Linked DNA regions of Homo sapiens: region 1 is linked to region 2. Evidence: read pairs that join two places in POLR2A ChIA-PET (ENCODE). Cell type or tissue: Panc1. All regions are shown on one strand. Links, peaks and the distances in the headings refer to the core of each region. The heading gives the core; the rest is flanking DNA. Region 1 has its middle 220 kb from the start of NXPH2. Region 2 overlaps LRP1B (LDL receptor related protein 1B).

Region 1 (17,351 bases), core at 5,100-13,099, 1.7 Mb before region 2:
GACCTTCATCAGTCAGCCCAGCTAGAGATTATAGGGATCTCTTAAATCTTTTCTGTGGATACATCCACTCAACTCCTCTTTTTCCCTCCTGGGGTAAAGTCTTAAATCTACATGCCTTCTCTTTATCCCATAAAACCATGTTGGGTGCTGAGAGCTGCCCATTCCTTTCTCCTAGGTAAGTGCTGTGATGTGCTAGGGCATTGGATGCAAACTCCTTTTTCTCTTTCCTCCATGAATGGGATGTTTCAGGTTGATGCACCTTTCTTCTACCCTGCAGAGCCACGCGGAAAGTCAAGTGTCACCCACCCCTTTTCCTTGGAGCTGTGCACTAAGATTCTGGGACAATGGGTGTAACATTCATTGCTTTCTATCTCTTCTGAAGGAGCAGTTTCAGGCTTGTGTGCTTTCTCCCAGTCCCACAGAGTTAAGCCAGTTCCTGAAGTCTACATGCTAACTTGGAAGTACTTGGGATGCTGGTTTTGGGTATTTACAGGATGCCATCTGTGGAAGCACACATGCTGGTTGCTGTGAGCTCCCTTCTTTCTTCTTTCTTTTTTGTTTCTAGTTGCTCTCTGATTCTCCAGTCATCCAATTTTCTCAGTGTTCAGGATACAGTAGGATACAAGCAGGCCTCTCAGGATGTTCCCCTTCAAATTCTGGGAAACCCAGACCTTTTCTATGCTCTCTCTTTCTCCTGCAGGAAAAAAGAAATTCCTTTTGGCACTGATTTGTACCTGCCCCTGGGAGGGTGTTATAGGCAGAGTAAAACTGCTTTCTCTACCCCTTTCAGTGTAGTTGATCTTGTACTTTGTGGTCCACCAGAGTGATGGAAACTTTCAATGGACTCTGGAACTCTCATAAAGATATTTTCATTCATGAATGATTGTCAAAATAAGGTTTCTCTGGAGGGATAAGAGCTGAAATCGCCTATTCTACCACTACCACTTTGCTGATGTCACATTCTAGATTAATTGATTTCTTAAAGTGAGGGCTGATCAAAGCAAGGTTCTGAGCAAAGAAGGAAATATTATATGAAACAATTCCTCATTTATAATTGCCTAACTAATGAAGTGATTGCTCTGGTTCTTGTGATTAAAACCCAGTAATACCAAAACCTATATTTCAATGACTTCTCTTATTTGGCACTAGATTTTAGAACCCCAAATCAGTATCTGTTTAGTTAAAGGAAACCTATATACAATAATGTGATGGTAAAAGTTTAACAACAAACTCTCTAAGGAAACTAACAAAAATAAGTCATGATTATTAGTATTTGTCATTTCTGTGGTATAAATACTATTTTTTACCATGTTAAATTTCAAGCCGTCAAAGTCACTGAATGTGGAACTGGGAAGAGATGCATAGGTAGCACACCAATATATAGTATTTACAGCGTACAGATACAATAGATATAAATAACCTTAAAAGTATAGGTAAAAATATGATATTTAGAAAGTCTGAGTTCTGGGTGTATATTAACTTTTTAAAAAATTGCACAAATGTAAGCTTATGTAATTTGCTTTTGAATAATAATTGTGTTTAAAAAGAAGATTACGACATTTTTGAAAATTTAAGGTATAAGCTGCCTGTAGCACACCACAGCCTATATCCATAAAGGATAATCTGAGAATTACAAACAGATCTTTCTACTTTAAGTTATCTTCCAAGTTATCTTTCTAGCCAGAATTCATAATGTTTCTTTTTCTTTGGATGTTCATGATAAAATATACAGTTGACCTTGGAACAACACAGGGGTTGGGGATGCTGGCCCCCCACATAGTTAAAAATCCATGTATAGCTTTTGACCTTCCAAAAACTTGACTGCTAATAGCTTACTGTTGGCCAAATGACTGGCCAATAAACACAAAGAGTTACCACATATTTTGTTTAAGAGTTATACACTGCATTCTTACAATAAAGTAAGCTAGTGGAAAGAAAATGTTATTAAGAAAATCATAAGGTATGATTATTATGCATTGCATGCCTATATCAAAATATCTCATGTACCTCATAAATATATATACCAATTATTTACCTACAAAAATTTAAAATAAAAAAATCTAAAAAGGGCTGCTCTGCCTATGGAGTAGCCATTCTTTATTTCTTTACTTTCCTAATAAACTTGCTTTCACTTTACTATATGGACTTGCCCTGAATTCTTTCTTGTGTGAGATTCAAGAACCCTCTCTTGAGGTCTGAATCAGGACCCCTTTCTGGTAACACCATCCTGGGGAACCACAAAGGGGTGATACTGAAGAGACCCTGACCCAAAGGAAATAGACTGCAGCACCAATTGGCCAACTTTGGGTAAGTGGTAGGATACCCAGGTAAAGGATGGGATTGAGTTAGAGGCCCAACTTAGGGGAGTTAGAGTCTCTCCTAAGACAGAGTGGGTTAAAAGTCCCTCTTAATAAAAGACAAGGATGCTTGACCAAATATGGTTTCGAGGCCCAACTTACAAAGGTTAGAATCTTCCTAAGATTTAGTGGGTTAGAGGTCCCTCTCAGTAAAGTCTGTCTTGTCTAAGGGTGGATTTGGCACTATGGGATGTTAACTGCCATTTTGTTTGCATTAATCTACCTTGCACTCTTTGCTGACAGCTGTGGGTGAGAGGATTAGGCATGTACAGGACCATGGGACATGGAGAGCTTTTTTCTCCCCAGAGGGGAAACTTGAGAGCTGATGGGACTGCTGGAAAAAATCCCTTCACGACCAACAAGTGGTTGCCTAAACTTTTGATTCAGTGTCGCTCCAATGGGTAGGTCTTTCTCTGGCCTCCCTGAGCTCCTTGCCTTCTCTACCCTGTCGCAGGCAATGCTTTTCTCCTTTTCTCTCTTTTCTCTTTTCTGTTTTTCAGGGCAACCATCTTGCCCAGAGACCACATGTTGGAACTCCTCATTGGAGGTTGGATTAAAGATGACAGGGCCTGTCCAGGGGCAAGTTTGAGCCTTGCCAGTAAGATATTGGGTACTAAGTGGCTAATGTCTATGTTTTGTCACATCACATGTATTTTGCTCTGGCCAGAATGGAAAATGTTACTTTGGTTACCCCATGCAACCTCTTGGGCTGTGTCTTGAAAAGTTGAGAGGCTTTTGCCTATGAAATGTTCCTCGGGAGCTTGACCTTGTAACCAGATGGTGGTACTTTCTCTTGGTCTCCACTAAGGGAACAGAAATTTTAGAATTCATACCATAGTTAGCCCTAAAAATTATCTCAAGCAGTTAAAAGCCTTTGCAAGCTCAAAATTGGCTGCTCTAGGCTCTTTCTGGGAAGGGCAATGGAGACCACCCAGTGCTGCAGCTCAGTAGCTAAAGCTTTGTTTTTTCACAGTGGTGGCCCAGGTTCAGGTTCAATTTTTGGCCTAGGGAATAAGTACTTTTTGGTTGAAATCTGTATGATTTTTACCATTTGTTGAATCTCTTTCTTCCACAAACCATCTTGAAATTTCCTTTCTCTGAGTGCCTGGAAGGTTACCTTTGGTAAAGTTCAAAAGCCAGTATTGGCCATTTCGCATGGCTAAAGTAGGGAAATAAGAAATTTTAAAAAATGTTTTTTAAAGAGTGCTATGGTTAAAAGTCAGCTTAATAAAAAGCAGATATTCAAGCTCTAACAGCCTGAGACTCCATATGGAGAAAAGATGTATTAGTCCGATTTCACACTGCTCTTAGGAACTGCCCAAGACTGGGTAATTTATAAAGTAAAGAAGTTTAATTCACTCATAGTTCTGCATGGCAGAGGAGGCCTCAGGAAACTACAATCAAGGTGGAAGGTGAAGGGAAAACAAGGACCTTCTTCATGAGGCTGCAGAAGAGAGACAGCAGAGAGCAAAGGGGGAAGAGCCGTTTATTAAACCATCAGACCTCATGAGAACTCATTCACTATCACGAGAACAGCATGGGGGTAACAGCCACCATGATCCAATCACCTCCCTCCAGGTCCATCCCTTGACACCTGGGGATTACAGTGTGAGATGAGAAGCATGCTCTTGGCCATCTAGAAGGTATGGAAATGTTCTCAACCCCCCTCCCCCGCCCACAGCCATTGAGAGATAAGACTCCCATGGGAAATGGGTTGATTCCCTCTTTTGGTGGGGGGGATCCAGGATCTGGTATAAAAATGAGACACTTTTGAGAAAAAATAACAGTTTCTGGCGAGGATGCGGAGAAAAGGGAACCTTTATACACTGTTGGTGGTAGAGTAAGTAAGTTCAACCATTGTGGAAGACAGTATGGTGATTCCTCAAAGAGCTAAAAGGAGAACTACCTTTCAACCCAGAAATCCCATTACAAGGTGTATACCCAAAGGAATATAAAGCCTTCTATCATAAAGACACATGCACGCGAATGTTCACTGCAGCACTGTTCACAAAAGCAAAGACATGGAATCAATGTAATCCCTATCAATGACAGATTGGATAAAGAAAATGTGGTACATATACACCATGGAATATTATGCAGCCATAAAAAATAATGAGATTGTGTCTTTTGCAGGAACGTGGATGAAACTGGAAGCTATCATCCTTAGTGAACTAATACAGATACGGAAAATCAAATATCCCATGTTCTTACTTAATATTGGGAGCTAAATGATAAGAACTCATGAACATAAAAAAGGAAATAACAGACACTGGGGTCTACTTGAGGGTGGATGGAGGCTGGAAGGAGCAAGAAGAGCAGAAAAGATTGAGTACTGGGCTTAATACCTGGGTGATGTAATAATATATACCCTAATGACATGTTAACCCAAGCTTATATATGTAGCAAACCTTCACATGTATCCCCAAAACTAAAATAAAAATTAAAAAAAGAAAACAAGAAAATTATATGGAAGAGAAAATATATTTACCATTCATTAAGTGGCAGTGAATCCTTATAAAGATCTTCATTGTCTTCATGTTAAGTGGACGTAAGAAGAGAAGGAAGACGAGGGGTTGGTCTTGCTGTCTCAGAAGTGGCAGAAACAGAAGAAAATTCACCTATAAGTGGACCACGTGAGCTGAACAAATCTTGTTGTTCAATGGTCAACTGTAACGTATTGTCCTGGTGATGTAGCTGGTGGTTACTGAATATGTGTCTGAGTGAATGGAAAGCACAGATGGCTGATGAGATAGAAAAGTATGAGAGAATGTTTGTTGCACATGCCCTGATGATTATAAAGGACACACACTGATAGAGAGCCAGAATGAAGGGACTCTGGCATTCTACATAAAGAGAGTTCACAAATACTCAAAATTCTGACTTCCTAAATGTTTTACTGTAGACATTGAAGAGTATTTTTATTCCTGGACTTTGACTTCAACTCATCATTGACTTGAACTTAGAATAAATGCAAGCAAGCAAGCAAAAAACTCTTCTTCATATACTGTCATAAAGCAAATCAACATTAATTCTGTGTAGTCCCTTTTGTTCATGAATCATATGACAGAATCAGATTATGACCCCAAAATTGATAAAGAAATAAAGAAATTATTCAAATGGGAAATAAATCTTTTGGAGAAGCACAACAGGAAAGAACCATAAGAATTCCCAGACTCTAAGATTCTGGATTTTTCTTTCTTGGCTCCCCTTATTGCTTTGAGATTTCTGAGTTCAGATGTCCAAACTTGGCAGAATAAAGAAGATATGCAATTATAGAGCCTCTCTAAATATATCAAAGCATACTAAAAAGGGAGCTCTGATTTTTGCCACAGGACCTTTAAACATAAGAGCCAGACATTGCAAATGAAAGCATGGCCTGTATTGAAATTGCCTAATTATCAATCCATCTCCCCATAGATCTTAAATTCTGTGAGAATAGAAACTATTTGTCTTATTTATGACAGTCGCCTCTAGTACCTGGTACAGTGACAGCAAAGTTTCTGTGCAGAACACAAAACGTGTTCAATTAATATTTGTTGGCTGAATGAATATGTGCATGTTACCTTTGACATAGTATAAGTGGATTAATGTTGGCTGAATCACATTTCTGTACATAATATCTGTGTGATATTGACATATTACCTCTCCTATAAAATGAGGACAATAATAGTACCTCATATGGTTGTGTTGAGGTTTAAGAGAGGTGATTAACATAAAGTCCTCAGTACAGTGTCTAACTTATGGTAAAGAATTAATAGATGTTAGTTATCATTATTCTACCCTTCGATAGACAGATGTTAATTATCTTCCTCATATTTTATGGATTATATCACAATAAGTGCAATCGAATCCAAAATATTTTATTATGTTAATGGTCTTCTCTATTAAACAATAATCCTAGAGATTATTGGTAAAGATGGCAATCATTGGCAAAGATGATAGAAAAAAATCATCAAGATTTCTACAATTTTTATTTGGAGAATTACCAAAAATGTTATATTGTCATATCCTCTAAAGCTTAGCATATATTAATGGTACAATAATATGGATGTTCAAGAAATAGGAAATGAAAACATTTTATATTAACTGTCAATGGGAAGTAAACCCCAGGTTAGTGCCTACGAAATGTTAAGCTTGGCTTGTGAACTAAAATTGGTTGTTATTAAAATAAGGGGCAAAATGGAATTTCCTCATGATAATTTTAACAGTTCTTGTATAAATGTATCTTCAAAATTCAGACCATCACCATATTAGCATTTAACATAACACATTTGGTTGACTTTAATCTATAGCAGTAATAATGACTGAAAATGTCACTACCATTATGCAACAAATTGTATGTTCTTGTGACATGCCCTTAAGCAGTCTGTCTGCTAAGTAGAACAGCAAATTACTGGACTTAGATAATCTTCTTTCAGCAGCTTGGTATTTGTATGTTTTTAATTGTCAAAGCAATTACAGAGCCTTCTGCTCAAGCAGCCTCTGTTATGTGGAGGGAAGTATAAAATATTTTTATTATTTATCTTTAAGTATTACGATGTATTTGTATTGTTGGGAGACAAGAGTTGAATTCAAACTTTGAAGCAAAACATTTTCAAAAATTTTCATGCAGACTTTAGGATTTAAAAGAGTTTTGTCTTTTAGAATGTTAAAGTTGATACTATTTTTTAACATTATAAGTAAGACTGAATTGTAAAGTGAGGAAGGAATAGTTGAGAATGTGGGAAGGCCACAGTTAATTTAGCAGAATAATGAAAGCCACATTTATGGGTTGATATAAAGGAGATCAGTGTTAATTTCTGTTGTGTGAGTGCAATCATATCCTCCAAAGGTTTATGTATGCAGTTTTTGTTTCTCACAGTACATTTCTCTCAACAGGTTTTAAAAACAGGGATGTAAATTCAGTATATTATAGCACTGGCGACTACCATTGTAAATATATATTTTTGTATACATAGATTTCCTGACATGTTTACCTCTTTAAATAATGGAAAATCTCATCTTGTAATTTTCGTTGAATTGAGGCACAGAATGCTTGCCTTTCTCAAGTCTGTGGTGACCAGGTTCTTCTTGGCCAATGTTCTTTGCAGATCAGTTATCAAGGGGTCATTCTAGCATCACCTTCATGAAAAGGCAATAAATATGAAATGGTTTCTAAAATGACAAGCAGTCTTACATAATGATTATTAAGGCTCGAATTGATGGTACCCTTGACACAGTGTTCAATATTTCCTGAAAAAATATTAGCCAGCACTCTCAGTGAATGACAGAAGAAATATAGACACTGCTAATGAATGGGCCAAAATTGGTCTCAGTGGCACAATATCTAGTACATACAGTCTAATTTGCATGAAAGCATCAACTCATCAATATCGTCAATTCAATCACACTTTGGGTCACAGGAAAGTCTCATCTTCCTCTTCAATGATGAGAGGCCCTGTCCTCCATGCCTAACTCTTTTGCTAAAAAGGATTGGTCAGTACCTAGGCTTCCTTTGCCATATCTGAGTTGAGTAACAATTTGAGCATTTAGAATAGTTCAAACTTTCTTGGATGCTTCTTTTATCCCACTGAGGTTTGATTTCTTAATTCATACATTGAATATATGCTTATTTCACAGTACAGCTGTATTTATGAGATGTTACATGAGAAGGACCTGGCTGAGTGGTACATGGCACACACTCAGTAGTAAATCCTCTTTACCTAGGGTCACAATAATGCCTAAGATACCCAGCTATGGCACCCCTGTCCAACCATGCTGGCAACATGCTGGAAAGCTTGAATGCCTCTCTCACTATTTCTAGGTCTTCATCACTTGGCTCAGCTTCCTTTTGTACTATACATTTTCTCTAACTGATTATTTTTTCCTCTCTTGAGTCTTTTCTGACATAGATTCTGTTTCCTAAGAATGCCTTTGAGTCTTGCTTACTTAAATAAAAATTCAACCTGTTTTTAAAGATACGGTTAGATTTTAACCAGATCCATAGAAATTATTTAATAACTGGGAGTCTGAAACACAGGCTTATTCAATCAATCCTCAATAAACACGTTTGTTAGATAAATAAATGAATGACTGAATAAAGAGGAGGAATTCTCAACTCTTCCAAATGTTACGGTGTTTGCTCATACCTATCTTGTAACAGATAATGTTACTTTATAACTTATTTGTTACTTAAGTGTTGCTTTAGTTTTCTTAAAATTGTGCACAGGAGATTCCTAGTGTATTAGTCAAGTTTCTCTAGGGGGACAGAACTAATAGGAATATATATATACATATATATGTGTGTCTGTATATATATATATAGTGTGTGTATATATATGTGTGTATATATGTGTGTGTGTTTTTATATATATATATATATATATATATATATATATATATATATATATATATGAGTTTATTAACTATTAACTTACATGATCACAACGTCCCATAATAGGCTGTCTGCAAGCTGAGGAGCAAGGAGAGCCAGTCCAAGTCCCAAAACTGAAGGACTTTTGAGTCTGATGTTCCAGGGAAGGAAGCATCCAGCACAGGAGAAAGGTGTAGGCTGGGAGGCTAGGCCAGTCTGTCCCTTTTCACATTTTTCTGCCTGCTTTATATTCACTGGTGGCTGATCAGATTGTGCCCACCAGATTAACGGTGGGTCTGCTTTCTGGAGCCCACTGACTCAAATGTTTATTTCATTTGGCAACACCCTCACAGACACACCCAGGATCAATACTTTGTATCCATCAATCCAATCAAGTTGACAGTCGGTATTAACCATCACACCTGGATAGAATATATGTCATGATCTTTGTATGCATATAGAGAAAATAAATTAGTTGTTTGTGAGAAATGACCAGTTTAATGAAGCCAAACAACTGATTAGTTAGTGTAAATATGGTCATAGAGTTTATTTTAACCGATGTATTTTGCATGGCTTTGGAAAAATTGCTTAACCTTTTGGGCTTCAGTTTTCTTGTATACTAAATGACTTAATTGAATAAGATAATCTCCAAGAAACCTTTCATCTCTAGAAATAATGATCCTGTAAAGAGAAGAAAAAAGTACATTAAAGTAACACCATATGAAAGAAGCAACGTGCCTCTAAATATCAATATAATGGAGTGAGTTTTTACTCAAGTGTTATGTGTATAAGTCAGATATAGGCCAGTGAAGAAATTAGTGCAGAAACGCAGACTCAGAGTTTAATGATTTGCTGAAGCTAGAGACATGACTAGTGAAAATGTTTTTTGCCAGAAAACACAGAGCTAGTAAATTGATTGAAATAACATATCTGTTACAACTCTTTATGTTGCAAATAAGAGGAAAAAAATTCAATGTGGTTTAAATGACAAAAAAATCCATCAGCTCATATAACTGAAAAGTTAATACATTGTCATGATTTAAAGGAGACTTGATCTCAGAGGACTAAAGATTTCAGAAATAGCCCCATTTCTCTTCAGCTCTTTGCCTGGTCTCAAGTACTCCTAACAGTTTTGGATACCTTGGTTGATGTTAACAAAATAAATTTTGAATTCCAAATTTCACATTTTACAGTACTATAGCCAGGGAGGAATTATAGCATTATGGAAGCAAATTATCCCAGGATTTTGTGATAAATGTCTCCTTGCGTCTTATTAGCTTTATTTCAGTTACGTGTTGCTCTATGAGTCAATCATTGCAACCAGGGAAATAAGATACTTGGTAAGCTTAACCCATTCATTACTCATCTCTGGGGCATGAAGTGTGTCATCAAGCCACATTTACTAAGAATCAGAGAGAGATGATTTTCCAAAGATAATTTAGAAAGTTTTCAAGAGAGGGATATAGATTCAGGAGAGGCAAAAACACATGAACACCAAGTATTTTTTTTTCCTCATCAAACATTTACTAAGTATGTGCTATTTAACAAGTATCATTAGAAACTAGGAGCTCAGAGTACAGGGAAGGAAGCAGGCAATGGAATCTATAATGAGATGCAATGTGATTAGTACACTAAGTGCTCTGCCTAGAGAAGGTCAGGGATCTCACCTACTGGGCAGTGACTGTGTCCCAGGAGCTGGGCTAATTACCTCATAATTAAACCTTAAAGAGGTTGAATAACTAACAACATTAGTGCATTCGTGCAGTCATACTACACAGCTTCAGCTATTCACCTATCTTATACAAAGTTAAATTTATTGCAAGGAAACCAAGTAGCTCATACATTCAAAGAAAGAGATAGATAACCAGGTCTTGAACAAGAATAGCAACTAAACCAGCTTTGAGGATCTCAGAAGTGGGGATTCATAAAAGGACTTTTAATAACTGCTATGAGGATGATTGTGAGAAACTCTAATGCTAGAAGGTGACAAGAGAGGACCAAATTGCGGGAGGAGGGGCGGGGGGAATGGACATCAAAATATACTCCCATGAGGTGATTGACCTTGAGCTGAGTACTGGAGAAGACACAGATAAGAAAGGGGTTTAAAATGGTCCACCAGCAAGAAAGAATATTTAAACTCAGAGGCATAGGAGATCATGCTATTGTCAGGAGCCTTCAAATAACTCGTTTGATTCGAATTTTAGGGTACCTGTGGGAGAACTTGGTAGTATTTACCTTGCAAAGTGGGTGGGTGCCTCATTCTGAAGGGCCTTTTATGAAATGGCAAGGAGTTTGGACTTGTTTCTGCAAATATAAGGTGATCCACTGAAGGATCTAAAGATAAGAAGTGACTTGTTTCAATGTACATGATTGGCATCGTGAAGATAATTAACTGGAGAAGGGACAGAAACAAGGATAGGTAGAAAATATTGATATCAATGGATAAATGTGAATGTGAGGAAGATGAAGAATCTATAGTAATGGCCATATTGCTGTCTAGAGAAAAATGTGTGGCGATACTTTTTCCATTCTCTTACTTATTAAAAAAGAGGGAATAGAGAGAAAGGAAGATGAGCTTTCAATGGGTAAGAAAGTTTTAGAAATATTCAGATGTCTCCAATTGAAGATACCTAGTTAGAAGTTGAGATATAAGTTAGAAAAAAATTTGTAGAGTTAACAACCTATGAAAATATAGCTGTGACCCAGAAATGTACGTAAAGTTAAAAGAGCAGAGAGCTAATGATGAAATAGTAAGAAATATCAACATTTAAGGGCTATGTGAGAAAAAGAATACAGAAAGACACATGGAAGGAAAATCAGAATAAAATTGTGTTATCTCAAGATTATAAAATAAAAAACCAGGCCAAATGGCACCAAGAGGTTAAGAAATGGAGAAAACAACCTGTTGAATTTGACAAATACATAGATCATTAGTGATATTAGGGGAGATGCTCTGTGACTTGATGACAGTAGAGGTCAGATATGATTGGTTAAGGACAGAAGGTAAGAAAGCAAAGACATTGAGTGTCAACCAATCTTTCTGGAAGTGTGTCCATGAAAGAGAAGAGAAAGAGGGTGGTAGGACAAAGGAGGAGGAAATGAGATTCTTTCAAATGGCAAGTATTTGATAACAATTATATATTGTGTTTTAATTGAGAAAAATATGAAGAAATAATAAAAAATTAAGATGAGAACAGTGACAGGAGGAAAAGAATATAATTAGTGAAGAGAAATTCGAGAGAGAGAGAGAAGGGCTGAGACTCAGGGGACAAGATCAGGCTTGAAAAGAGGGAGAGATATGTTTTCAGTCCATAGGCCAACGACATTTGGCTCTATTGGATTTCAGTCTTGAATTTCTGAGAAAGAAATTTCTGAGCATTAAAGGAAAATTGTGAAAAACCCATAATAGAGGTTTGATGGGTTATAATACTCATCTTTGAATGATATTAATGTCGTATTAGCCAGAGTGGAACATTTTATAACTTCCTTTAGAAGGTCTTGTTTCTGCGGTGGAGTGTGAGCATAAAGAGAATTTTCTCTCTTAATGTTTATAATTGTATAAAGAACAGGCTGGCCTGATCCTCTCCAGATGCTGTTTTCTTGCTTTTCTAATTAAATCCAGATGCGTGTTCCAGCTTGAAAAAAAATAGGTGTGCTAATTATTTATGTATAAATTGTGAGGAAAATTATTTACTTGTATGTTTGAAATTCACCAAAAGAAAAATATGAAGTATTTATTTTGTTTGTTGCACCTGTGTTTTAGAGAATGTGCAGCTGTATAACAGAAAAAAAAAATAGAAAAAATAAAACTTTGTGATTTCATCAAATTAGGAATGTGTGTTTTAAGGAAATCATTCATTTGCAATGTGTTTCGACTCCCCTGGGCTTGTTTAAGAGAGCTTACCATTTCTCCATTGTTTCCCCTCCTGCCGACTGACTCTTAGCAATGAGTTGGAATGTCTTATTTTGTCGTTGAAATTGAAAGAGCTGTAATAGAGAATTAAATGAACCTGTGAGAGTCTTGTCTCATATTTAGTCTGAGTAATTTAATTTCTGTATGTCTGCCTTCAAATGACAATTATTTTTAATTGTTTTGTCCTACGGAGATGTCCTTTTGTTATTTCTACTTTCAAATTTCTCTGTTTTTTTTTTTTTTCTTTTTCTCTGATTGTCGTCATTGTTAATATTTCCAGAGACTTACAGAGTGGATCCTTTTAGGTCAACTTAGCATATGATTTTACAGGTTTCGTTAATGAGTTTTTCTCCTGAAAGTTTAGTATAAGCTTTTCCATCAGGATGTTCCAGCTATCAAGCCATGTTCTTTCTCTTCATTGTATCACAGTAAATTACATTTGCATAGCACTTGACAGTTTATAGCCTCTCAATATATAATGTCTTGCTTTATCTCTCAAAGAAGACTTTGGTGTCGAAAGGCCATGGATGGTCTCAATTTTGTGAAATTAGCTAGAAACAGTACTGGAATGATAGACAGGAGATGTGGAATATAATCCAGGGTGTGACACTAACTTTATGTCTTACTCTTTTAACAGTAAAATTTAGTATTGTGTTGAAATTAGTCGTTACTTAAAATCTTTTCAGTTCTATAACCGTTGTTTAAAAATAAATATTATTTGTAACCACCAGACGTAGGTAGTTGGAATCATCTGAGAGTATCTAGAGGAAGTTGGTGGTGAAGTGCATCTTTCCAGCTTTCCTGTCACTTTCCATGAGCCTCTGAGGCTCCTGGAGATCATGCTTCTAGATTTTACCTCAGGTTCCTTTCTCCTCCAATTCTGTTTAATCAAGTTACAAAAAACAAAGCTTTAGGAGCAGAAATAACAAGGTGGGATTTGTGGGCCAGATCCAGCCTGTAGGTGTACTTTTGCACACAATATTTTTGAAAGTGTTGAGTTAGATGGTAAATTAACAAATTAAAGGGTTTGACTTACAAATTGGGTTGTATGTGGTTTTTTAATGGTTATACTGGAAATATCAGAAAATCTGACACACTAAACCTAGGCAACAATCAACAGGGGCTGTGTAGGAATTCTTTCTTTTAAATTAGGCTTGGAGTCACCAGTTGGCCCTCATCCTGGTATATTTAAGTGGTTTAAATTGTCCACTTGGTTCCTGTTGGCTTTTTGATTTAAAACCCCTGACTTAGACAACTTATGAAAGGACATCAACCTCTGTCTGGTGTCGAATTCAGGACTCTCATTTTTCAGGTTTAATTTTACATGACTCCTCAGTATTGTCCATAATTTTACATCAGAAGCAATGCTCCATCTGATCCTGTCATGAGAATCATTGAAGAGTCTGTTTGTGTCTTAACTCTTCTTTCATTTTTTAATATTAGGATCATCACTTGGAAAATAAGGTAAAGGCACTTCCTGTGTTCCTACACATGGGAGGCCTCCAAGTTACCAAACTGCTGCCAGTGCGTCTTTAGTCTATCATTTTCTCATCTCAGTCAACTAATGAGTATAGAACTCATTGGGTTTCACTTGCTCCTCAAGGAGTCTCTATTACATTCCATGCACAATTCAGAAAAGATGATGCATTTTCTAATTGGCAGCATAATTTTAAATATGGCCATCTTCAAGCTTTTTAATAGGAAGTCACTTAATGATAAGGATTGGTTGCATGTGTGTGCACATATGTGCTGATTCCTTACCTTTCTGGGGATCCTTCCTTCATTGAATATGATAGGCTGGAAACTTTCAACCTGCTTCAATATGAAAACAATTTTTGTCTCTTCATTTGAAGATAAGCCTTTCTTACTTTTACTCTTGAGGAAAGAAAGCCCTCCCTCTCTTTTTCTTCCTGAGGTGGAGGACTGCTAGTGATTCAGGCTTTTGATTTTATAATTGTTAGGATTCATTGTGAATAGAAAAGAAGAGAATATAGCCTCATGAAGAAATTTAATGTGAAGAGAGAATGAGCACCAACAGAAGATGGGAAAGCAAGGAGGTCCTGGCATGTTTGTATTCAGGTGTGTGCGTGCATGTGAGTGTGTGTGCACCTGCAGATAGGCTAGTGTTATGAGGACCAACCATCCTGCTTTGCCTGAGACTGGGTTTCCTGGCATGTGGGACATTCAATGCTAGAACCAGAAAAATCATTAACTGGCATAAGTTGGTCTTCCTCGCTAGCCTGCAACAATATTTCTTAATTGCAGCCAGATTTACCCTCAAGGAAGTTTCTTCTCACCATGAACACAGTCTGGACATGAACAGAAACTCCAATATACTCTCCCTTGGAAAATCAGATGTCCCTTTTCTGTCACTGAAGAGAAAAAGATTCTTGATAACTGGATCTTCATTTATTCTCCCCAGCTAATCTGTGACCATCTTGTTTCTCTTAGGAGACTTATAATTCCTGATTCCTAGGTAAATCCTGAGGTCCCTTGAATTCTTCTAATCTTAGAACCATTTCTTTTGATTATAATAAAAAATGCCTTAACCAGTATAAGAGATTGCCATATTAGGTGCCACAATCACCATTAATTCCAGTATAGTTGTCAATGAAAGAGGAAGGGATGTTGTCTAGGAAAGTCTAGAAGGGTGTACCTCATGATGAAACTATTTTAAGTGCCCAAGATGCTGTTATGTAGCGGAGTGTCTGCCAGTTGACGCATCAGAGTTCACAAGAGCAATGGCCTTTGTCACTTATACCCAGGGCCTGTGTCAATCAATTCTACTTCAGGTAATGAAGATGACATGCCAGCACCTTACCATTAATGGCCAGGAAGGAGTGCCTGAACTTTTCTGGCACTCCTAGATTTTTCTCTGGATTTGTCTAATGAAGTAGACTTCTCACTCACTCAAGGTGCTAACATGCCTCTAGATTGAAAGCTGTAGGGGCTGACCGCTTAGCAGGATGGTAAAGACATTTCCCTTGCTCTTCTACCTGGGGGTGAAATAACTGAGGTTAGAACTTCTGAGCTGGGATATGACTGCTTAAGACCCTTTTATATTATTCTTTCATAATATCAGTATACATACTCTTTCAGTGCTGCCCTAAATTATTTATTTTTAACATTCTAACCCTTTACTTGCTCTTAGAATTCAAAAGATAGTGTTTTCAAGTTTTATAAACTTATCTGCTGGAAGGGAGACCAGTTTTAATTTTGCATTAAGTGAGATTGGTGACTGCTTGATGGCAAGTGTAGATACTACATACTTGCAAAGGTTATTAAAATAATTTCTGTGTTCCTACCTTCTAGGAATCATAACATCCTTTATGATACTCCTTTGGAAAAAGTCTACCTCTAACACCTGTTATTGTTGATTCTGACTTGTTTTCTTCTCACTTAGTCTTATTCTTTCTGTCATACAATATTAGTAATTATTCAGTGGACATGGCTCTTCTCAAGTATGATGCCCCAAGACTTTGTATCCAGGGTACAATTTTGTGATTAAGAGCCATGATTCCAGAACTGGGTTTACCCCCAAGCTTATCATCTGGCAGATGGGCACGTGATGTAAGTCTTACTTCTTCAGCTGGAAGGTGGTGATGACAATAGTACTTACCCCACAGGATATATGGGTTAAATGAGGTGATATATTTAAGGAACTTGAAACAGTGCCTGGAACCCAGTAAATTCCATATTCATTGACTATTCTTATTGTTGTACAAAAAAAAGTGATTTGAGGTTATCCTTTAAGACCCGTTTCAACAGATTTTTTATTTACCTCTGACTCTAAGGTTTTTTGTTGTGAATATGTGCATGTGTGTTTGTCAAATTTTCTCTATTTTTTTAAACAAAATGCTGATTTAAATTTTACTTTTTAAAATGTCCTTTTCTTAATAAATTTATAAAAGAATAAACTAAATTACACAAATCTGTTCTCAATAATAGGAATATAGTTTTCTTCAGTGGGTGAAATCCCTAGTTACAAAGAGAAAATCTAATTGATCAAGACTAAAGAATCTTGATGTGTCATATTAGCAAATAGGTTTACACCTGTCTTCTCTAAGCAACAGCAAATAATCCTTTCACATTTAGATAGAGAGTGTCCTTTCCTCAGGTATAAGTGATCAGTATAGAAGTTTGAAATACTTCTGTGAAGAATAAAGCATGGTCTTTTACCTAGATAGATATGGCTTAGAGCAAGTGATATAAGATTGAAGAAAAAAACCCAAATATTTATTTTGGAATAGTTACCATTATTATCATTTATAAAGCTTTTAAAATGCCTAATCATGTGTATTACTGCTCTCTGTGTACTAAAAATAAAGTCTTAAATAACATTCTACATACTTATTATTTGATATCTTTTGTTGGTGTATGAGATACCATCAGTGGAGGCAGTTAAAGGCTCAGTGTTAAATGTAATGTAATTGTTATAACTTTTCAATAACTCATTTATTAATTCATTCATTATATTCTTATTGAGTGTGTACTCTGCATCAGGTGCTATGCTGTGTGTTAAAAGCTCAGCATTGTGGAACCATCTATTGGTTACCACCAAATATAGACTTTTCCTTATTTTTTCTCCCACTAGTAGAAAACAGAACTTGTTTAGGGCTATATCTAGCAAACTAGATTTGGCTGTATGATATAATTTTGGCTGGTATTATATAAGCAAATATCTTCAGAATGAGTCTGCCTGTGAAATTATCAGTTTTCTGTTTAGAAA
Region 2 (17,351 bases), core at 4,079-12,078:
GCCTTAGTATTTGTTTTCTAATCTAAATATATATTATTTTTTCTAATCTGAGTACATACATTCTTTGCATTTTTTGATTTAAAAAATCTAAAATATTAATGAATTGTTCAAGCCATTAAACATAAAATCTTCCTCTTAACTACCTCTCGGATTTCCACTTTTTCTAATTATATAGATTATTTTATGTGTAGCCATTATTTCTACCCAGGTCAGTTTTCACAGGTCACAATTTGCAGACCTTATTTTAATCAGGAAGCCTTTTTTCGGTCTAATTTGGATTTTACCATTTGCAGTTTTCTTCAATGCCCATTTCATTTTGTTCTGATTGTGCCTCTGACATAAAATGTTTTGAAGGTCAATATTTACAACATTCAGTGATATTAACAATATGTAATTCTTACAGTGAGGTTTATAAATGTATATTTATTATATATGAATATGTAAGAAGAATCCTGTCACTTTTACTTAATTATAGCATAGTGCTGACTATATAATGAGCTTTCCACTTGACTAAAATGATTGTTACCATTAGACATGAAGTTTATTAACTTCTTGTCTGTTCACTTCAGATTTTTTAATGTATTCAATTGCCCTTCTACTGTCTCTGAGTAAGAAATTATTCTTTCTTTCTATATTCCTCATATCTCTATACTAACCCTTTGCCAATATTCTTTTTTTTTTTTTTTTTTTTTTTTGAGATGGAGTCTTGCTCTGTCGCCCAGGCTGGAGTGCAGTGACACGATCTCCGCTCACTGCAAGCTCCGCCTCCCGGGTTCACGCCATTCTCCTGCCTCAGCCTCCCGAGTAGCTGGGACTACAGGCACTGCCACGACGCCCGGCTAATTTTTTGTATTTTTAGTAGAGACGGGGTTTCACCATGTTAGCCAGGATGGTCTTGATCTCCTGAACTCGTGATCCGCCCGCCTCGGCCTCCCAAAGTGCTGGGATTACAAGCGTGAGCCATCGCACCGGGCCTTGCCAATATTCTTGATTTCAAAATTCCTTACCATTTTCAGGACATTCATCAATCATTTGTCCTAATTATTGAAACCTAGTAAAATTCTGCTATTATTTTTCCTACTCCTTATTATAGTTTCTTGTATTATGTACCTTATTGTATACTATTTATAATTATATAAATTTTAGAGTTTAGATAGACTCCAATCAGTCATTAAAGTTCTGTCTGCTATGTAATAATTCCTAATTTCTTTATACAACGCTCAAAACTCAGTTCTCGTAATTTCATACCCTAAACATGCCAACAGAGAAATCAACTCCTCCTTTATGTCAGCTCCACTGATTTTGAAGCTATCTCTCATCCATTAATTGTTTCTTTTCCCCCCAGATAGTTCTCACAGGACAGGGATTTAAGCTCATCATGATAATCCTTCTAGGAAAGTGCTTGGGTCTGTGACAATCCATTAAAAACCTGGCAGGTAGACCTGATCACCGCATGTTTGAACATTAAAGAGAGAAGTTATATTTAGAGTTCTTACGATTGCATAGCAATGGTATGGTGGTATGTAGATCATTTCCCATCCTCCTAATTTCATGTTGTACTAGGTACTATTAACTTAGTGGGTGAAAAAATTGAAGGTCAGGGAGTTAAATGACTTTTCTAAGATAACACACTTGGCAAAACCCAGATTCAAAGTGAGCTCTCTTTGATGCCAGTCTATGCACTTTTTTATATCCAGCTGCCTCCTCTACTCCAGGCTCAGTTCTTCTATAAATAAAGTACACATATAGCATTCATATTTTTTAATGTTAGTTATCTTTTAAACATAAACTGTTAGCTTTTTAAGGTTGAAATAAAAGCAACTATTTCTCTTTGAGTATTTTATATAATCTAGATCTCAATATTGTTTTATTTTTAAAACAAAATGAAAGTTTTCAGCATCATTCCTAGATATATATATAAATGTATATGAGCAAATACATACATATGTGATATGTGATATATATCTGTATAGATGTATGTAATAGACATATGTACTTTTTCAGGTATGAAACATACCTATACACATATATATGTACATATGTATGTGTTCATATTGTATATCATATATATAAACATATAGATTGAAATATTACTTTCTCAATGTTTCTTGATATTTTCTAGACAAATGAAAGGATTCAATCAAATTTATACTCTAGAGAAATATAATCTGGGATTTTGAACACTAATGGGAAGATGTTTCACAATTAAATGAAATAATTCCCTAGTTTTTCTCCGCATTTAAATGCAGTATTCTGAAGTAATAAATCAAAACATACCATATTCATCAACAGTGTGCAAAGTTATTTTTTAAATCTGCCTTTAAATGCTTTTTTAAAAAAACTTGAAATCTTAATGTCTCAATAATGTTTTAAAAATTATATTTTTAATTAAACACCCACATATATACACAGGAGTTCTGCAATAAATAGTCTTTCCAACCCTTTATGCTTTACATCATCAGTGAACCATTGCACTGCACTTCAAATTGTCTTATTTTTTATATATTTTAATAACATCTATGTGTCAGAGTTTCCCATTTATTTACTTATTCAATAAATAATTATTGAGTGTTTACCATACATAAATTGACATGTAATTTATCATCCAAATCAAGACATTTTTGAGAGTGAAGACGGTGTTATTAACAATCATCAGATCAGCAGGCATGAAACAGGGCTATCCTGGGCACCTGGGGAATATGGGCATTCAGTCTAACCATGCACTGGGCACAAGTCAGATGTGGTTCCTGCCCCCATGAACTATTTAGTCTACTGGACAAATTAGACTACAAAGAAGAAAATACTTTTTAAAAAATTATGCATTTTTGCTCATCATCACAGGCCATCAGAGAAATGCAAATCAAAACCACAATGAGATACCATCTCACACCAGTTAGAATGGCGATCATTAAAAATTCAGGAAACAACAGGTGCTGGAGAGGATGTATAGAAATAGGAACACTTTTACACTGTTGGTGGGACTGTAAACTAGTTCAACCATTGTGGAAGACAGTGTGGCGATTCCTCAAGGATCTAGAGCTAGAAATACCATTTGACCCAGTGATCTCATTACTGGGCATATACCCAAAGGATTATAAATCATGCTGCTATAAAGACATGTGCACATGTATGTTTATTGCAGCACTATTTACAATAGCAGAGACTTGGAACCAACCCAAATGTCCATCAGTGATAGACTGGATTAAGAAAATGTGGCACATATATACCATGGAATACTATGCAGCCATAGAAAAGGATGAGTTCACGTCCTTTGTAGGGACATGGATGAAGCTAGAAACCATCAATCTGAGCAAACTATTGCAAGGACAGAAAACCAAACACCACATGTTCTCACTCATATGTGGGAAGTGAACAATGAGAACACTTGGACACAGGGTGGGGAACGTCACACACCGGGGCATGTGGTGGGGTGGGGGAGTGGGGAGGGATAGCATTAGGAGAAATACCTAATGTAGATGACGAGTTAATGGGTGCAGCACACCAATATGGCACATGTATATGTATGTAACAAACCTGTACATTGTGCACATGTACCCTAGAACTTAAAGTATAATAAAAAAAAATTACACATTGTTCTAAGTGTCGTTAATGAAATAAACATGGTACTGAGTTGTGAAATACTGTGGAGAATGTGAGGAGGGGTGGGGTGATCAGATCATTCTGTAGAAGTAATGTTTACACTGAGATATAAAGGATAAGAAAAATGTTGATAAGTAGGAATAGAGGGTGGGGCCGGGTTCAGGGGTAATCTCTGGAAAAGATCTTTCCAGGTACAGGAAATGAAACATGCCACAGTCTGAAGTAAGATAGCTTGAAGAATGGAAAGAAAGCCAGTGGGCTTCAAGTCTCAAGAACTGCACAGGAATGGTGTGAGATCCCAGGAGCCAGATGATGCAAGGTCCTTAGAGACAGAATACGACATATAACTTTAAATTTAATTGTAATGTGGAGCCTTTAAGCAGAAAAGTGGCATAACCCCTCACACAATATCACTCTGACTGTTGTATGAAACACAATTTATAGAGTTAGAGATAGGAGCTGGAGAATGTAGATTATGATTAATGGCCAAAGAAGCATCCTGGTAGTGGGGTGGGAGAGAAACAAACTAACCCAAAATATATTTTGGGGGTAGAACTGATCAGGTTATATCTCTAGACTTTGACCTCCTCAACCCTTTGTAATTCAGGCCAATATTTAAAAGTATCTTTTAAATATCTTTAGTACAGGTGTTTTCTAGGTACATAAAATTCAATCCAGCCAACACTACATATGAGATAACATTCACAATACTGTTTGTCTTCTGGCATTCTCTATCCTGGTAGTGATTTCCTACCTAATTCAAGGTGGAAATAAGAGTTACATAAAATATCCCCTTCCTCCACTTACTACAGTCAAATGGCCATCAATTTCTGTCCATTTCATTCTCTAAAGCTCTGAAATACAGACTTCTCTCTGTTCTTCATCCCTAGCACTATTATGCTTTATCTGGATAGTGGCAATCATATCCTACAAATAGCACTTTCAAGGGGAAAAAAAAAGTTGAAGTGTTCATTCAATCCCATATTCTCTCCAAATTGTCCCCAGACTACATGCTACTGAATGGAAGAATTGGGGCTGATTCTGTAGTTGAAAGATCTAGGAAATCATAGTTTCTTTTCTCTCAACAGCTCAGGACAATTGCTTTAGAGCTTTGATAAAAGACAAGTATCCACTGCTAAAGTTTGCTTCTTTGATTTTCCTCTTTGTTATATGATAATGCCATAACACTTAGCTTTAAACCACATAGTTTGGATGCTTGCCTGTAGTATCAGAATCACATTGGTTCCTCCTCACCAGATCCCGTGAATCTACCAAACTATAAGAATTAGGACTCACCAATAAAGACAATAGCAAAAGCTATATGTATTTATCTCTCAACCAGTTTTACATTTTTTGACTCCTTAAGAAGACAGTATAATACACCTGGATGGTTATAGTTTGGCAATAAATATTAGGTATATTTGTGCTAATGTATCCATACTATATTTTTGTGGTAAAAATATAAATCCTTGAAACATGTCATTCAATTTACTCTATCAACTTTAATGAAGCTAATATAACTGAAGCACTTGTAAACAAAGTTTAAATTTTCTCTATTTTGAGAAATATTTACTTTTATATTCAACTTCTGATCATAAAGAAATATATATTCTAAAAGTAAGCTACACGAAAGAGACAATTTTTCTTAGTGCAAATATAAAGTTTTCCCAAAATAATGTATTGGCAAACAAAGGTTTTTTAAAAAAATTTAATTTCTAGATACTTATTTGAATGTTTTACTTTTTCTAATATAAAAAAAAGGCAGAGGTTAATCAGAAAATTTAAAAGAGAGGAAGGCAATTCAGCTGGCTCCGATAGAAAGTTAGTTAAATCACTTTATTTTTATTTTTATTTATTTATTTATTTATTTATTTATTTATTTATTTATTTATTTATTTATTTTTGAGAAGGAGTCTCACTCTGTTGCCTAGGCTGGAGTGCAGTGGCACAATCTCGGCTCACTGCAACCTCCGCTTTCTGGGTTCAAGCGATTCTCCTGTCTCAGCCTCCCAAGTACCTGGGATTACAGGTGCCTGCCACCATGGCCAGCTAATTTTTATATTTTTAGAAGAGACGGTGTTTCACCATGTTGGCCAGGTTGGTCTCAAACTCCTGAACTCAGGTGATCTGCCTGCCTTGGCCTCCCAAAGTGCTGGGATTACAGGTGTGAGCCACCATGCCCGGCCGACAGTTAAATCATTTTAAAGATTGGCCTGCTGAGGAACTTTATTTAAATGGGAGCTGATGAAAATCCCTAGTGAAGTGTCTCCCACTGAAACAACTTAAAAATCTCAGGGGAAGTACAAAGTGAAAATTCTTGCCACCACTAAATTCTAGTAATATTGGAAAACTTGCTCCCAATAGTGAGAGAGATTTCCCCTCGAAAGTAATTACAAGGTTAATAGATCTAGACTAAAAAACACAACAAGCAGTGAGCCTCTTTAGCCAGGGCAACTCTAATAGAATAAACATGTTAAAGTGAAAGATGGCATGTATTGTTTTCTTAACCCCATGTCTCTTAGCTAGTTTCCAAATAGTAAATCCATATTAACAGCTAGTCATCAGTTAGTCATCCTTAAGTACATGTACAAGTATCACTCTGAAAAGAGCACCTTAATTCTCTTTTCTTCCGAATGGCCTTTAACAGTTCTTTTTCTTCAAACATTCCAGGAAACACCAGAACCATCTGGCAGTAAGTTTGGGAGATAAGAACGGGCAGAGAAGTTCATGTCCTTTGTAGGGACATGGATGAAATTGGAAATCATCATTCTCAGTAAACTATCGCAAGAACAAAAAACCAAACACCGCATATTCTCACTCATAGGTGGGAATTGAACAATGAGATCACATGGACACAGGGAGGGGAATATCACACTCTGGGGACTGTTGTGGGGTGGGGGGAGGGGGGAGGGATAGCATCGGGAGATATACCTAATGCTAGATAACGAGTTAGTGGGTGCAGCGCACCAGCATGGCACATGTATACATATGTAACTAACCTGCACATTGTGCACATGTACCCTAAAACTTAAAGTATAATTAAAAAAAAACACATACAAAAATTAAAAAAAAAAAAAAAAAAAAGAATGGGCAGAAGTTCATCTTATGTAGGGAGATGCAGTTACCCAAAAAGTAAATAGGTAGAGGGAAGAAAGCAAAGAGAGAATTGTAGTTCAGTGTATATTTCACAAAACTAAAATGTCATCGAACCAGATTTTAGGAGAAAATACCACATGACCTAGAATAGTTGCAGTAGATGAGGGAGTCATGAACACTGAGTATTAGATTAGGAGACATATACATCACACCACTTCTGAGCTGAAGATTGGAGGAAGCCATTTCGAGTGGAATGAACAGCAAATGATATACTTTGATTATTGTCAAACAGGTTTGCCTTCCAGGGTAGAAATAACACTGGAAAATAGATAACATGGTTCTAACATATTACCTTCAGAAAAAGGGAAAATGAACTTCATTCTAAAGGCTTAGGAAAACAATATGTTTCTTGAATATGGGTAAGCACAAGAGAATATATTAGAAAATTGCCTGATATTTAAAGTTCATAGAACAAAAAAAATGTAAGTTTAAGAGATTTTATAAAAAAAAGTAGCAGAAAGTCAAAAGGAAAAATGTTTTTAAAAAAGCAACATTTAAGATTAAAAGGGAGATGTTGGAGATAAGGAAATATTATAGGAAATCCAATAATGCAAGTACAAAATTAAAATCTATAATTGATACAGTGAAAAAAAACAGTTGTCATTTTCAAATATTGAATTCTTGATGGGAAAGACAAATTTGAGACATCTAGATAAATTCACAGAGATAAATATTTAAGTGAAAATACAATATGGAAGAAGCTTACTGAATTATAAAATGACTAAATACACTAGAATAAAGGAAGTTATCAAAGATATAATTTTTGACTCTACCTAACTAATGAAAATATTGCACAAGAAAAGTTTTTTAAAAAAGCATATTATCAGAAAAATTAGGGAGAATACCCATTTTTAGACATATTCTGGATATTTTTAATATTTAATAACTATACTCATTTGAGCTCAAGACAGGAAACTAAAGCTGTATACAAAGAAAAGAATCACACTGACTTCACACCCCTCTATAGGACCAAGTTTTACAAGAAATTTGTGTTATAAATTTCTGAGTTTTGAGCGACAAAGATTAGAAAAGAAAAAATTTAGAATCATGAAAGTTTCCTTTCATGTACAAAAGAAAGTTAACAATATTGTCACTTAAACAGGAGCAAAAATAAATTGTTCCAGTACCATATTTAGTTGAAAACATGCCAATCCAACTAAAAATGAATCCATCAGTGTATCTTGATAATGGAAAAAAATAGTTGTAGATTACTTTGTGAGATTACTGAAACCAGTTAAAAATGTTACTTAAAAAAATTGTTGAAAATAGTAATACAAAGCTTGATGTAAGTGTCAAAAGCTATTCTTAAAATTACTTTAAAATAAATACAAAAAATCTTAATTTAAATCCCTAGATATTTACAAAATCTAAGAAAGCTAAGTAGCACCATACGTTTGAGGAATATCTCCAACAGGAAAGACCCAGACCAAAAGAATGAAATGTTAATAAGCATCATCAAGACAATAGAAAGGATGTAGGAAACATTTAACATTATAAAACAAACATAGGATGCTATATGGAATATCCTCAAAAGAGTCCTAAGAAATTAAAATATAGTGGCAGAAAGTTCAAAATCAATAGAATGATGGAAGACAAATTTGAGGAAACCTCCCGGACTATACAACAATAAGATAAAAAGATAGGAAATAGATACTTTTCAGGAATAACAAGTAGCAAAAGTTTACTCCCTTGAATATTTCAGGATAAGGACTGAGAGGAGATATACATATCTCTTAAGGGAATATATTGGTGCAGTAGTGATAAGTACTATAAGCAAAGGAGAAAAAAAGAGATAATTGTTGAATCCGTGGAGACTAGAAAGTTGTATGAAAAAGGAAAAATAGGCATCATATACTAGATGGTTTAACAATCATTAAAATTTATATGATAATAACAACGTAAAGAATGACTATGGAATTAAATATGGTGATATGGTAGAAAATAGGTATTGGGCTGTAAAGTCTGCAAGCTATGTAAGAAAACAAGTTTTTTCATATTTAAAAGCCTAAGATAATATATGTGACCATATTATAAAGAAATAGGGGTAATTTATATGTTATTTATTTATATATACATGTATGGAGATAAATATGCTAAAGAAGCATACTAAAAGACTTTAACTATGGCCAGGCATGGTGGCTCATGCCTGTAATCCCAGAACTTTGGGAGGCTGAGGCGGGTGGATCACCTGAGGTCAGAAGTTCGAGGCCAGCCTGGCTAACATGGTGATACCCTGTCTCTACTAAAAACACAAAAATCAGCTGAAGGTGGTGGTGGGCGCCTGTAATCCCAGCTACTTGGGAGGCTGAGGCAGGAGAATCGCTTGAACCTGGGAGGTGGAGGTTGCAATGAGCCAAGATCCTGCCACTATACTCCAGCCTGGGAGACAAGAGCAAGACTCCATCTCAAAAAAAAAAAAAAAAAAAAAAAAAAGAGAGAGAGTTTAACTACATTTGGGGAATAGTAATGTGGACAGGGAAATACTGGATGAGTAATTGCTATTTTTATAGAATTTATAGAACTACTTGATTTTAAAACTATAAGTATATACAATTTTGAGAAAAATGAAACATGAGTGTTTAATTTTCTTTACCATGCTTTTCTGGATTGTTACACTTTTCTTCAATGAATCTGGATTACTGTTATAATCAGAAGGACTATTAAAAATCTGAGGAGACAACAATTGTGATTGAAAACATCTTACTATTGTGAGCAAATTATGACATTAACAAGGATGAATAATTTCTAAAAATAAGAAATATCTCGGTATTTAGGATGTTTTGTGAGAATTAATATGTATATAAGGGAAAAGGCATTGTTCTTTATCAGTTATTTTAAAGACTGTCAGTAATCAAAATTTGAAGATTGATCAAAGTGAATAAATGGGTCTGACATCTTCTTAAGAAAAGAAACCATTTAATTTTTCTGTACACTTTTTAAAATGCTGAATATTAGTCTCACTTCATCAGTGTGAGGCATTTTCCTCTAAGTGGGAACAGATGGGTTTTATTACTAATTCAGAAGATTTTTTTTTCCCCGATAACACAGACTGACACTATAGATGGGATTTCCCAGGCTTATTTCATTTTTGGCCATATGTTTAAGAGAAATTATGCTTACTCATAAGAGACGAGAAGGGATGCTAAGTAAAAATGGATTTATTTGACATCTGAAACTTATCACAAAGGGTCTCTTACTATCCTAAAGAAACATCTGCTCTCCGTATTGTTCACTCAACTCTATGCTAGTTTGTCATGTGAAATACTGCTGCCACAGCTATGCTTTTTCCCACACACCAGTAAGTATAATCATTACTGTCAAATGATATCATTAAATAAGTTTCACCCAAGGTTTCCTAGCTGGGCACAGTAGCCCTGAGGTTAAATAAGAGAAATTTGTATGGGTATATGTATGTATATATATATATATCTCCTAGCTCTCTAAAAATTGGAATATATGTGGCCTATCTCTCTAAAAGGATCTCCTATTGTACAAATTCTAGACCATCGAAGTATGCTCAACATGTAATACATGCTCAAGAAATTTTTAATCTTATTATATAAGGAAATAATTAAAATTTACCAATTCATCAGTAAAACAAGCTTTTTAAAAATTTATTCTCATTCTTATAAAGTACAGTGGTGACTTCCAAATTCTACATTTATTAACCTTGATGTTAATCGTCTATTTTATGTCCTAAATTTCTAGCAAATGAACTGTGAATTATCCTGCTCTAATAATTTTCTAGGTTCTTATAATTGTCACAGATATAAAATATCAAAATACCTCAATAATCCAAAATACCTCAATAACTGGAATCTCACTTGCAAGTAAATTGTTCTGTCCTTTGGATGTGACTCTATTGTTTCAGTTATTCATGAATTTAAGATAGTGGTTTCCTTCCAGATTAATCATTCCTAGGTGCAGGAAGAGAAACTCAAAGAATGTAGAGACTGAATTGTATTTATCTGTATTGCATCAGAGCACAGAGAAGTAGCTAGGTTATAAAAAGTACCTCATATTTCTTAATTAAAAGAATAGGCGCCAGGCGCGGTGGCTCACGCCTGCAATCCCAGCACTTTGGGGGGCCGAGGCGGGTGGATCACGAGGTCAGGAAATCGAAACCATCCTGGCTAACACGGTGAAACCCCGTCTCTACTAAAAATACAAAAAAATTAGCCGGGCATAGTGGCGGGCGCCTGTAGTCCCAGCTACTCGGGAAGCTGGCGCAGGAGAGTGGCCTGTACCCGGGAGGCGGAGCTTGCAGTGAGACGAGATCCCGCCACTGCACTCCAGCCTGGGAGACAGGGTGAGACTCCGTCTCAAAAAAAACAAAAAAAGAATAGGCAGAGTATACATTTATCTCTTTACTAGTTTAATTCCCAAAGGAAACAAGACACATTCAAGTGGTTTAAGTGGTACATAGGGGATTCAATAAATGCCATATTATAGTAATTCTAAGATAAGTCCATCTATGTCAGACCACAAATAGAGAATTAATCATGTTTTTTGTTTTGCCCACTTCTCAGTGATTTCATAATTATCCTCAGCATTGTCACCAAAAGCTCAGGGAAATCTGCTAGCAGATTCTGTAATGTAAAAACATCTTGGCAGGTTTTGTGACAATATATAATAATGAGACATAGAAACTGGACATTTTTTGTCTTATTTTAAAGGGATGTACTAATTCTAACAAAATGGTGATTGCACATTACTTTGGCACTATTTCAGGACACTGTCTTTACAATTTTCAAAAAATCATTGAGAAAATCACAATGTATATTATTGTAAGTATGATTGATAATGCCAGGAAAGCAGTAAAGGAAGAGATTTGTTTTGCTTTGTTTTTTTCCCCAAAGGCATTGCTAAATTTTCTTTAAAGAAAAATATCTTTGTTATCACATCAACCAGATATGACCTGATACAGAAAAATTCTACTTCTTTCTTCTTTCCTCTTTCTGATTATTGCTTTGTCGAAACTACTGCTTTTAAACCATTTGTAATTTTGCGGACTACTTCTGATTTTTCTGCTTGTATTAGATGTGCAAGTGTATGTCTGTGTATCTCCTTGGACTATTTGTCTGATTCATTCAAAAGAAAAGTTTTTTGGGGTTCACTTTCAGGGAATTTTCAATAACTTTTAACAACTATAGTGAGGAAATGTATGAAAGACTAAAGGTTGGAGAAGCAGAGAGTTAAAAAAGCAAATGTTACTGACAAAACCACAAAAGCATGTAAATTTGAGAGAAATGGCAAACTAAATGGTCTTGCAATAGCTAACTAGGGTCAATTTAAAACAAAAATTGACAGTAGTATAATCACAAACAAGACAATGAATTTCATCAATATATCACAAAACAGACTAAGTTAAAAGTGGTCATATTTTCCTTCTCTTATTATATTTTAAGTTCCCAATATTTTACAGAGCTTCTATATATACCTCAAAATGATTTTATCCTGTGAAATATAATAGTACTGATAGGCATTTATGCCAATGTGATATATACATGAGTGTTTTCTCAGGAACACACATACACATCCCTTTTGGTAAAGAAAGTTATGTATCTTGAAACATAAAAGTAAAAAAAAAAATTCTATTTGATTGCTTTATTTCATAATTAAAGGAAACTGTACTTCATAATATAGGGAAGTAGGCAGTGCGGTAGAAAACATGCTTTTCCATAGACTGAAAATCATTATAACTGCCCTATTGAGAAAAGAGAAAGAGAGGCCCAGAAACTCACTGATTTTCTCAGCACTTCGTATCCTAAGACCAGAGTAAATCTTTAGATATATACATTGAATAATATTTTAGATCATACATTGAATGATTATTCCATCTAACAAATATGGGTGAACTATAGGCCAGTACTGGAAATAAGGAGAAAAAATAAGAGGGCTGGCTGGATGGATGGATGGATAGATAGATATTTCATATATATATATACACATACATACATATATATACATACATACATATATATACATATATATACATACATATATACATACATATATATACATACATATATACATACATATATATACATACATATATATATAAATACAACATTATGGAATCATCAGTAAGCTAGAAATTAAATTATATCTATTGAGGTATTATTTTAATGTACTCATGATGTGTCACTGTGATTACATTAAAAACAAAAGAGCCTTTATCTCTTACCATAATGTTAAAATATTTACTGATGTAATAGCCTGTTGCCTGGAATTTGTTTCGAAGTAACCCGATGGTACAGTGAGTGTATGTGTTGGGGGTGGGAGATTGAACAGATAAGCAAAATTGGCTGTATGTCAATGCTAATTGAAACTGATCCATGGGCCCAAGGATTAACAGAACTTATTTCTTTACTTTTGTGCTTATTTGAAAACTTCCATAATAAAACATTTTAGAAGTAACATCACACATTCATAAGTTAATATCTACTTATAAATTATTCAAAATTTAGTTTTTTATACTTAAACCCATACTATTTTAAGTAAAACATTTTTATTGTGTCTTTACAAATTTCAGTTGGTTAACATTGAATAAAATAGCAATGAAAAATTGGAATAAAAAGTTTAAAAGGAAAGTTTAGCTTCTGGATACTTTGAAGGAAAAATATGGTCTTTTCACATTGATAATATAAAAACAAATTAATGGCCAGTAAACATATTTAATGTCAAATTATATACAAAAGGAAGTTTTTCTGTTAATTTGTTTTAACAATTTCTAACAAAAGTTGGTATATTAGCCATTCAAAAAAGTTCATGTTTTCTAATGGCTTTATATACTGCAACAGGATAACAATTAAACAATCTTTGGCAATAAGGTTGTAAAAATGCATCATTATTTATAAACAATAATCATTTTTAATAATTTTATTTTCTCATCCTGAATTTCCAAAAATAAAATAAATATTTCTTAAAATCCACAAAACTAGTTTTCCCACCTTTAATTTATCCAATTTTTTTCTTTTAAATTTGAAAATGATGATAAAACTCTATCATGTCTATTGATATGACAGTACATTAGGATCAAATGTTTTTAACGCAATATGTCTACATTTATTTATTTATTTATTTATTTATTTTCTGTCCAAGGTGGAACCTTGACCCTTTGGGGTTCTTTGCGGGTTCTGTATGAACCTTCAGTGAACTGGAACATGTGAGATAATAGGTTGTTTATGTACTATAAATCTACTTACAGTGAGCTGGAAATGCAGTAGGTAATAGGTTGTTTATGATTTGCAAATCTGTTCAGTGAGCTGAAAATTTGTCAGATAATGGGCTGTTTATGAATTCTAAATCAATATTCAGTGAGCTGGAACAATGTTAGATAATGGGCTATGTATGAGTTGTAAATCTGTTTTCAGTGAACTGGAAACATGTTAGATGATGGGTTGTTTCTGAGTTGTAAATCTGTTTCAGTGAGCTGAAAACATGTTAGGCAATGGGTTGTCCCTAAACTGTAAATCTGTTTTTTTTTTTTTTTTTTTTTTTTTTTTTAGTGAACTGAAAATCTATTTAATAAAAGACTCTTTACATGTTATAAATCTGTTTTCAATGAGCATGAAATGTGCCACAATAATAGGTTCATGTTGACTAAGAAGATCCCACTTTACTGAACTAGAAACATGTCATCTAATAGATACTTTATGAGTAGTAGATCTATTTTTCAGCAATTTAGACATATGGAATGATACTACCCTGTGTACATAAGCGTTGTAACTTTAATCTATTTTCAGCATGGTTTTATTTGATGAATAAAGGTTCTACTCGATTACAGCTAATGGAGTGGAAAGCTACTAAAGGTTTGCTTTTAGTGATGTGGTGCCAGACCAACTTTGCAGTGTACTGAGTTTTGTTAATGTTTAACAGTTACCAAGATGCCCCTGGTACTCAGGAAATGCTGTAAAAATATATTCTGGCTTCAGTGGACTTATATTCAAACACAGATATGTGCTACATAAGAAACAGGAAACATTCAACACAGTAAATATAGAATGAACCCCACCTACAAATTTAACATAGGCTGAGATACAAAGGAAGGTACAAAGGAAGAAACTTGAACTCTCACTGGGGAGACAACATGAGCAAATATAAAACGATACAATTTAATGTAAAAAATTTCCAAAATGCATGATCAAAGCCAAAAACAAAACCACAAAACTTTATATTAGGGTTACGAGACTAGTGAGAAAAACAGGATGAGAGATAAGAAATAAATTTTTAAGAGTCAAGAAAAATAGATTATTTGGGGAGTAACACATTGATTTTTAATCTCTTCTTTAACTTTCAGATATGCAACTGTTTATCAATAATTTCATATTTGTTAATAACTAATATTTTTGTTTTCAGGCAATATTAGGAGAAAAATGTATATTCTATCACCAGCCATTATTTAAATTAATGCTTACTTTTATCAATGTGATACATGCTTATAGTGTTTTTCAAAAAGTGTATATTATTAGAAATCCCTTACAACAACCTATCATTCACTAATGTCCCACTCCTTCCCCTCAAAAAAAAACTCCTGCTCTGCAAAAGTGTTTTTTTCAACTTTTAAAGTAACTTTTTCTGGGTTCGTCTTCATATTCATAAATAATGTGCCCATACCTCACTGGTCTTTATTAATTTTAGACAATGTTAAGTTAAATACCCATAGTTCTTTTTGCATACTTCCAGTATTTTTATATGTCAATTTTTATTGTTCATTGCAGAGACAAGTACTGTACTATGATTTTGTTTACTTTCTTGTATTTTTGTGATTCCTGTAATTAAAAACTATTTTTTCACTTGCTTTATTTTCTATGTACCTGTCTTTAATTCTTTATAAATGCTGTATAAGTTAAACACAAAATTATATTCCAGATGCTTATACATCATATAATCTATCAAAGCCATTTTTCTTCCAAAGAGCTCCTTTTCATATCTCCCAAACTCCCTCTCTGATCTGGACCAGGACTTTCCTGAGTCTCATGTGCAACTTTCATCTTGAAACAAAGTTTTGGTTGTTTATGTGCGTTATATGAGAGTCTCTTATATCCTGAAACTCACGTCTTTCTTTTCTTTGTTTTATGTCTTTCATTTACTAGATACACATTCTCCAACAGCTTTCAAAGAAAGGTACACCAGAGTTAAATATTTGGTAACTGTACATGTCTGAAAATGTCTGCATTGATTGATAATTTTACCTGCTGTCTTTCCAATTTGTTGCTATTTCCCATTAGGTTCTTCCTGTCTTTTTGTGTTTTTTTTTTTTTTAAACTCTCATTTTTATTGCATTTAGAAAAGACAAGCAGATAAATGTATGCTTTTGTCAAATGTTTTCTTAATATTATTAATAATCATGTTCTCTCTTCTTCTGCTTTTGTTAACTCCTAAGGTTTTTTCTATGAAACCCATTTGCCCTTCCCATTATCAGAGGCCAAAGTTAATTTAATCAACTCATAGACATACTTTTATGCCAAAGATATTAAATTATGTAGCAATCATTATTAAGAAAATGGTGAATAAATAGTAAGTTACCTACTCCAGTTTATATCTGAATGTTTCTCAGTTTAGCCATTAATTTGTACAGTCACTGGGTAAAGAGTGCTATTAAAAAACATGATAGGGATATAAAATGAAAAGCAGATAGGCCCAATTTTGTTATGGAGAAATTTCAACTAGAGTACTGGAGGTCTATAGAGAATGGAATTACATTACCAGGATTTTGAGACTATGGGTCCACAGAGAAAGTTAGTTTAAAAATTGGGCTGGGCATGATGGCTCATGCCTATAATCCCAGCACTTAGGGAGGCCAAGACAGGAGGATCACTTGTGTCCAGGAGTTCAAGACCAGCCTGGGCAAAATGATGAGACCCCATCTCTACAAATAATTAAAAAAAAAAAAAAAAACGCAGTGTGGTGGCACACACCTATAGTCCCAGCTACTGGGGTGGTTGAGATAGGAGAATCACTTGAGCCTGGGCAGTTGAGGCAGCAGTGAGCTGTGATTGCACCACTGCACTCCAGCCTGGGCAACAGAGCAAGATCCAGTCTCAAAACAACAACAAAATTGTCCACTGGATTAAATCCCATGAGTGAGCAATGTAGACAGTTCTGGACTAATTGTCCTCTGGTAATTACTCAATACTTATTAAAGTTTTAGGTTTGAAATCAGTTTGTTGTCTTTATTTCAAAATCATGTCATATGACATATGATACACACTAAGTATATCTCTGTTCTATGTTGTGATACACACAAAAAAGTTTAAGATTCTAAGTTGTATAGCATTAAAATATGAGAAATAAGCACTAAACAATTTATCTAATTGAAACACTTGACATAAGTCATCTGAATAATTACCTGAATTCTCTCTTTTATCATTTAAACTCAAATATCGTGTTAAAAACTTGGAAGTAACTCTAACGAACAAGAATAAAGTAGCCATATGGAAATATTTAGATTAGTATAACTTAGAGTAGAAAAAAACTAGAAGAAAGGTAATTTGTAATCAATAAGGGAAGTAATAAAACATGATATATCCATTATATATTACTACATATATATATCCGCTATATATATACTATTAAAAGGAAAAATTCCA

What was found. ChIA-PET counts read pairs that join two places held together with the same protein. Peaks named below come from ENCODE experiments on the same cell type or tissue, not always from the same donor. Only the 100,000 strongest peaks of a DNase experiment are listed, where the experiment ranks them.
Region 1: POLR2A ChIA-PET joins it to region 2 with 16 read pairs; 1 of 35 experiments calls an interaction of 5 or more read pairs at or near these places.

The regions. Positions count from the first base shown.
Region 1 is chr2:138,987,981-139,005,331 of GRCh38, forward strand. No RefSeq gene overlaps it. Among named protein-coding and RNA genes, the nearest start is that of NXPH2, 220 kb to the left of the region's middle. In Panc1, for the core only: no CTCF peak of the experiment used is centred there; a DNase peak (open chromatin) is centred at 10,021.
Region 2 is chr2:140,644,863-140,662,213 of GRCh38, forward strand. All of the region lies in intron 41 of LRP1B (LDL receptor related protein 1B), which reads right to left. Among named protein-coding and RNA genes, the nearest start is that of MIR7157, 67 kb to the left of the region's middle. In Panc1, for the core only: no CTCF peak of the experiment used is centred there; a DNase peak (open chromatin) is centred at 6,109.